Regions from separate parts of the Homo sapiens genome. Here region 2 is linked to region 1. Evidence: chromatin loops called from intact Hi-C (ENCODE). Cell type or tissue: ascending aorta. All regions are shown on one strand. Each heading gives the region's core, and the rest is flanking DNA. Links, peaks and the distances in the headings are about the cores only. Region 1 holds the start of ULBP3 (UL16 binding protein 3). Region 2 overlaps IYD (iodotyrosine deiodinase).

Region 1 (2,912 bases), core at 189-2,688:
GAGGGCCCAGGTGTGCACAAAAGCCCCTCCTCCTGTCCTGCTTGGGGCTCTCCTGCCAGCCTCCTTCTACCTTCCTCCTGTTCCCCCAGTCACTGGCCCAGGTCACCTGGCCTCGGGGTGGTGCTGCCAGGGCCTTCCCAGAGGCCTCCTCCCAGGACTAACCTGGGCTCCTGCCCCCAGCCCTGTACATGGGAGGCTCTTCTCACACACAGATCCTGGGACCCGCCAAGCTCTGCCCCTCCCAAATCTGAGAACTGCCCACCCTTGTGTGTCTGTTGTCCTCCAAACTACCCTCCACATGGCCCCTCCTGCACAGGGGCTCTAGTGCATCAGGCCAGAATCTTCTAGGCTCCTGTGTCCCTGCTCAGTCACAGAGGTGGCTGCCCTCCCATGACTCTGTCCTGAAGCAGAAACAGGCCCTGGGCTTTGTCCAGGCCTCCTCCTCTTTCCCACAGCCTCAGGACCCTCGGGATTGATGATCACCAGGTGCAGGTGATCCCAACATGAAGACTGTACGGAGTGGGAGGTCTGTGCCGATTTTTCTCATTCAATAGGGAATGGGCTGAGTGGCTGGGGCCTGAGTGGCACTCAAGATCTCTGTCCACTCCTCATCCCAGGCTAAAGCCCTCCCTTGCGGCCAAGGGCCACTGGGCCCATCACCTCCCTCTGGCTTCTGCCCACAGATCTAGATGTTTCCATGGTGACTGAGACGAGGATACACTCGGGTTGCCGCTTTGAGGATGGCTGCAGTCACCATCCAGGGACAGGGCAGAGATGCGCGTGCAGCCATGGATTTGCGTGTAGCTGGCCACAGATGGGTGTACAGCAAAGTGAGCCCCACGCATGCGTAGACCCTCCCTCGGCTTCTGCTCTCCATGGAAACACAATTGATCATTTGATCACTGATCACGGTAGGCCACTAGGGCTTTCTTTTCTTTCTTTTTTTTCCCAGAAGTCATAAAGGGATATAGAATATACTTTATTCTATATATATTCTATATATTCCTCATGCTTTTAGTGGAGAGGCAAAGAAGGTCTGCTCCGGACTGGGAAGCAGCTGCGCCCTGGACGGAGAGGGGCGGGGACTCCTTGGCGCAGGCTGAAGGAGGGCAGGTGTCGCTGGCGGAGGCAGTGACGGGGGGACACAGCCGCCACTGGATATCCCTGTGCAAGTTTCTTCGCTTTCCTGTGCATCAGTGCTTACATTGGGGTAATAATAAATGGTGTGTTAAAAAATTAAATGAGGCGGTCAAGAAGGAATCGTGTCCTGGCCCGCGCGGAGCCTGGGGTGGAGGGTAAGGGTTGGCCAGAGGGGGCCGCTGTCAGGCCACGAGCCCGGGGCGGGACGAAGCGGAGCCACAGCAGGCATAGGCTCCCCGGGTCCCAGCCTGGGGTGGGGCGGGGAAGGGCGGGACGGGGCGGGATAGGGCGGAGCATCCCTCCAAACGTGGGCAGGCGTAGGCTCCCCTGGATCCCGGGGCGGGACGGGACCGGACGGGGCCGAGCACACTCAATCACTAGCTGGCATGCGAGGGCCGAAGTGATTCATACGCTGGTCTCCACATCGACTGCGCCTTGTGTCCCGGGCGCTCCTGGTCTACAATGGCAGCGGCCGCCAGCCCCGCGATCCTTCCGCGCCTCGCGATTCTTCCGTACCTGCTATTCGACTGGTCCGGGACGGGGCGGGCCGGTGAGTTCGGGGATGGAGCCTAAGCGGGGCGGGGGCCAAACCTGGGGGGCTGTGGACTGCAGCGGGTTTCAGAGGAGGGAAGCCTTCTAGAAGGACCGGCGCGATCTCCCCGGACTGCCCCCACGCTCAGTTCCGATTCGCTGCTCTTTTTCGCCAGGTCCGCTTCCTGCGGCTGCTGCTTGCCCTGCAGAGCAGGAGGGGGGTCAAAGAAGGCGAAAAAAGAACCGCAGGAGGGTGGAGGGGCCAAAAAGCTGCAGAGGGCGAGGTGGGGAGGGGATCCCTGGTGCAACCCCGCAGCCCCACTCGTCCTCGGGAAGGAGAAACCAGAGCCCCCGGAACCCGAGCTGGGGTCAAGACATGGGTGACGCCAGCGTCATATAGAATAGTCACTAAGCAGACAGGAGTCAGCAAACCCTTTCTAGAAAGGAAAGGCTGAAGGCACTTTGGTCCTTGCTGGCCGTGAGTTCTCTGTCTCTGTGTCAAGTCCCGTCCCTTTGTAGAGCAACAGCAGGCAATGGCAACCTGCAAGTAAAAGAGAAACCTGAAATGGACCCTGTCCTAGGTTGCAGACTCCAGATGAGGGCACATGCTGTGTCCTGGCAATTGCTGCCCCATCCCCTAGGGTGTCATCTCTAAGTTGTGTAAGTTGAAGAGTCACAAGTGTGTCCTACCCTGCCTGTGGCTTCTGGGAGGTGTGGATGTGATGAATGTGAGGGGGAGTCCCATGGTTCGGGGCCTACTGCTCCCCTCCTTTGTTGCTGAGTAGCATTAACGGTCCCCAGGGGCCATTCAGGGACCCTCCCTGAAGCCTCAGGTGTGACCTGAGGGTGGGGGGGTGTAGCCATGTGGTGTCCTGGGGATCAGAGCCAACTGCTTGTGCAGCTTCTTGGTTCCCTGTGGCCCTGCTCCTGCCCATCCCAGGAGACCCACCTGTGTCTTCTCACTGTGGGGCCTATCTTCCTAATGACCTAAAGGGTGAGGAGCACACCCTGTGATGGGCAGCTCTGAGGCTGTGTGGTCACTGCCCTCCCATAGCTGGAGGCCCATCTCCACAGGGGCCCAGGACCACAGCAGGAGCCACTTTTAAATGAGGGGATTTCACTGCTGTGAGTGGCACAGCTTTGCTTCTGAGCACTAGGGGACCCTGTTGGATTCTGTGGTTGGGAATAGCCATGAAATCCACATAGCACCTTTTCCAACCACACATGCTTCTGGGATCTTA
Region 2 (2,912 bases), core at 262-2,761, 330 kb before region 1:
AAAACACAGATTCCCATGTCCCTTTCAGATCTTGCATTCTAAAATTTTATGACTAGATTGAGATATATTTCTGCACACATTCAATATGTACTGAATATTTATTGAGCACCTATTATGTTCCAAGCACTGTGCTTGTTGTGATTGGTGAAGCTATAACAGCATCCGGTGGTTATGAAGAAAGACCAAGAGAACCACTGAGACTTTGGCACTAACTTCATTGAAGCAATAGACCAGCATCTAATATCTACCTCCAGACTTCTCACTAGGAGGGAAAAATAATCCCTTATTTGTTTGGGTTATAGTGAGGTTTTTTTGTTTGTATTACTTCTGTCAAAAGCATTCTGACCTCATACACACATTTTATTATCCTATTTATAAAACTAGTAAACAAATAAATAAAACAAATCTCTTTGGGGAAGGGGGGCTTTAATTAATGTTTGATTAACTCAAGTTGAATAAGCCAAACTCCCTTAAAGCATCAGTCTTAGTTATAGGCTTTGTTTATTAAAATCTTTTAAACATTCTAAACTTCTTGTGTAATTTATCATATTTAATTTTCTATTTTAGCACTTCAAATCATTGATATGACAAGATTATAACCAATTAAGACAAAACATTCTCATATATTTAAGCATCTCTTGTAAATCTAATACATTAAACTTATAGTAAATCTAGTCTAATACTTTTCATGAGCTAAGTTAAATATTCTTATACCTTTCAACTTCAAATCACAAACGTAAAATCAATTTCACATTTCAAATTGGAATCATAAGCTTTTTAAAGATTCAAATCACTTAAGGAGCATACACAAGATTAGTCCTAAACTTAACATGAAAGTATCAATATTATGGATTTGAATTATTGCATTATTTCCATAATGAATTCTACACATTCCCAGAGTTGGAAAATCATTTACCCAATAAGGGAACAGAGGTGCTATTTACTATTGTCAAGGACTCATGCCCACAATATGGTGGACAACTCAGATGAGCAGAGGTTGCTTAGGATCTCTGGTCATAAGACAGTACTCCAGCGCTGGGAGACAGTGCCCTGAGTGCTGTGGTTACTATGGGAACAGGAGGCTCCCAGTTTTCACCCTTCAGAGGGTTTTGATTTTAGAACCTTTATTCCAGTTACCTCCCAAGTATTATTTTTATTTTTAATTATTAGAGTAGAAGGAAGTTGGCGACTCCACCTAGGTTAGCTAACAACTTCCTTTATGATCTCATTGGCTTTTGCGTTTACTTGGCACTCTGCAGGCATTGCTAACATATTTCCATCCTGCTCTAAAGACATTTAAATGCTGTTGAATTCAATCCTGAACATTTGGCTCTGAGCCATGACTCTCAGGTCATGATAATAACATAAACCAATCCCCTGCCTCATGACTTTTTAGGAATTTCCCAAATGGGATTATAGCCTCTCACATTTCATTAGAACTACTGTATTTAGCTTGGCAGGATCTTAGCTTTGGGGGCTGTTCTCCCTTGAGCCTGCCCCTGGATGTGCTGGACGTCATTTGCTGAGGCCACCCAGATAGGGAGCAGACCTGGCATCAGCCTTAGATGCGTCAGCCCATTCCCTCCACTACCCTGCTGGGAGTTCCTTACCATTCCCACCTCCAGTTCTCTGCTATTCACCCTCTCTAAAAGGTAGATAAACGCAACGTTTTTTGAGTGTCCAGCCTATTTTGTGGGCTGAGTGGGGCAGGAGAAGGGAGGCACAGTAGCAGCAGAGCTGAAGCCACATTTCTTCTGGACCTCTCATTACTTGTATATATGTGTGAATTGAAAACACGATGTTACCTTTGTTTCCATTTCACACAAATTATAAGAGGGCACTCTGCTGATACCTAGCAAAATAAAATTATATTTCTCATGCCTCTCTGGCATAATATCCACTGATAACTATGTGTTTTTCTTCCACTTACTGATATTCCTAAAAGATGCTTACAAAATGTCTTTTAAAATATCACATCAGTTTGAATACTCTTTGGGAACTCCAATATTTAGAAAAACTAGCCTGGGTGTGGTGGCGTGCACCTGTATCCCAGCTACCTGGGAAGCTAAGGTGGGAGGATCACTTGAGTCCAGAAGTTGGAGGCTGCAGTGAGCTATAATCACACCACTGCATTCTAGCCTGGGTGACAGAGCAAGAATAAAGTAAATAGAGAAAACTATTGGTGGATCATCTTTGTAAGTTTGTAAATTTGGCTTAAAATGGGGTGCACTTTGCTGGGGTTTGAGCAAATGTGCAATAACTATTTACCCCCAATATCATGCAGCAGAGAAGTCACTCTTCCTTTCATAGGGAGGAGCAAATAAGAAGAAATACTGAACTGTCCTCCAGTACTCCTTGATGGAAGTTTCCATTTTGTGGACAGAGGCAGAGATGTCTAGGAAGAAGTCAATCTTAGTTCCACTTTATGTATGTTTATATCAATTTTCTTTGGCCCAAAGTGATACTCTATTTAAAGCTGTATTAGACAAATATCAACCGATCTTAGCGTTTCAGAAGAAAATCTTTATGCCTTTCACTGTCCTATTCTGATTTCACCAATTTCTTCAACTTTCCTTCTCCCCTCCTTTTCTTTTCTGTTATATCCAGTTTTGTTTTCCAAATCCAGAGTTATATGTTTTGGGGAAGAGACATCCAGCACCTACACACATCTGGGCCTCCTTCCTTGCAGGTGCAGGGGGATGATAACATTGACGACACTGCTCCACCTCCTGTGAGGTCACATGACTAGTTCTAGCCAAAGGGTTGTGAGACTGAGGAGGTCACTCCTAGGCCAAGGTACGATGGAATTGTTGGGGTGACCTCTTCCAGTGTTTTCTCCCCCTGCTGCCTCTAGGAAGGAGGCAGCCATGCCCTAGAAGTTGCATCCCACAGTATTACTGGGTTACCCCATG

The links. Hi-C counts contacts between places; a loop is a spot of excess contacts. Peaks named below come from ENCODE experiments on the same cell type or tissue, not always from the same donor. Only the 100,000 strongest peaks of a DNase experiment are listed, where the experiment ranks them.
Region 2: a loop joins it to region 1, with 3 times the contacts of the local background. A loop is called at or near these places in 19 of 110 quality-filtered maps.

What each region holds. Positions count from the first base shown.
Region 1 is chr6:150,067,757-150,070,668 of GRCh38, reverse strand. ULBP3 (UL16 binding protein 3) reads left to right here and starts at 1,548. Exons shown (of 5, transcript NM_024518.3): 1 at 1,548-1,690. The coding sequence starts at 1,603. It overlaps LOC124901428 (a long non-coding RNA gene), which reads left to right and starts at 396. Exons shown (of 2, transcript XR_007059809.1): 1 at 396-911; 2 at 1,019-1,241. RefSeq lists enhancers at 1-526, 1,724-1,803, 1,824-1,873. In ascending aorta, for the core only: CTCF peaks have their summits at 1,080 and 1,297 (motif pointing right); DNase peaks (open chromatin) are centred at 1,478 and 2,004; H3K4me3 peaks cover 1,616 bases; H3K27ac peaks cover 1,532 bases.
Region 2 is chr6:150,402,200-150,405,111 of GRCh38, reverse strand. It overlaps IYD (iodotyrosine deiodinase), which reads right to left. Exons shown (of 5, transcript NM_203395.3): 5 at 1-2,912. Among named protein-coding and RNA genes, the nearest start is that of IYD, 35 kb to the right of the region's middle. RefSeq lists a silencer at 1,205-1,499. In ascending aorta, for the core only: no CTCF peak of the experiment used is centred there; a DNase peak (open chromatin) is centred at 1,421; H3K27ac peaks cover 627 bases.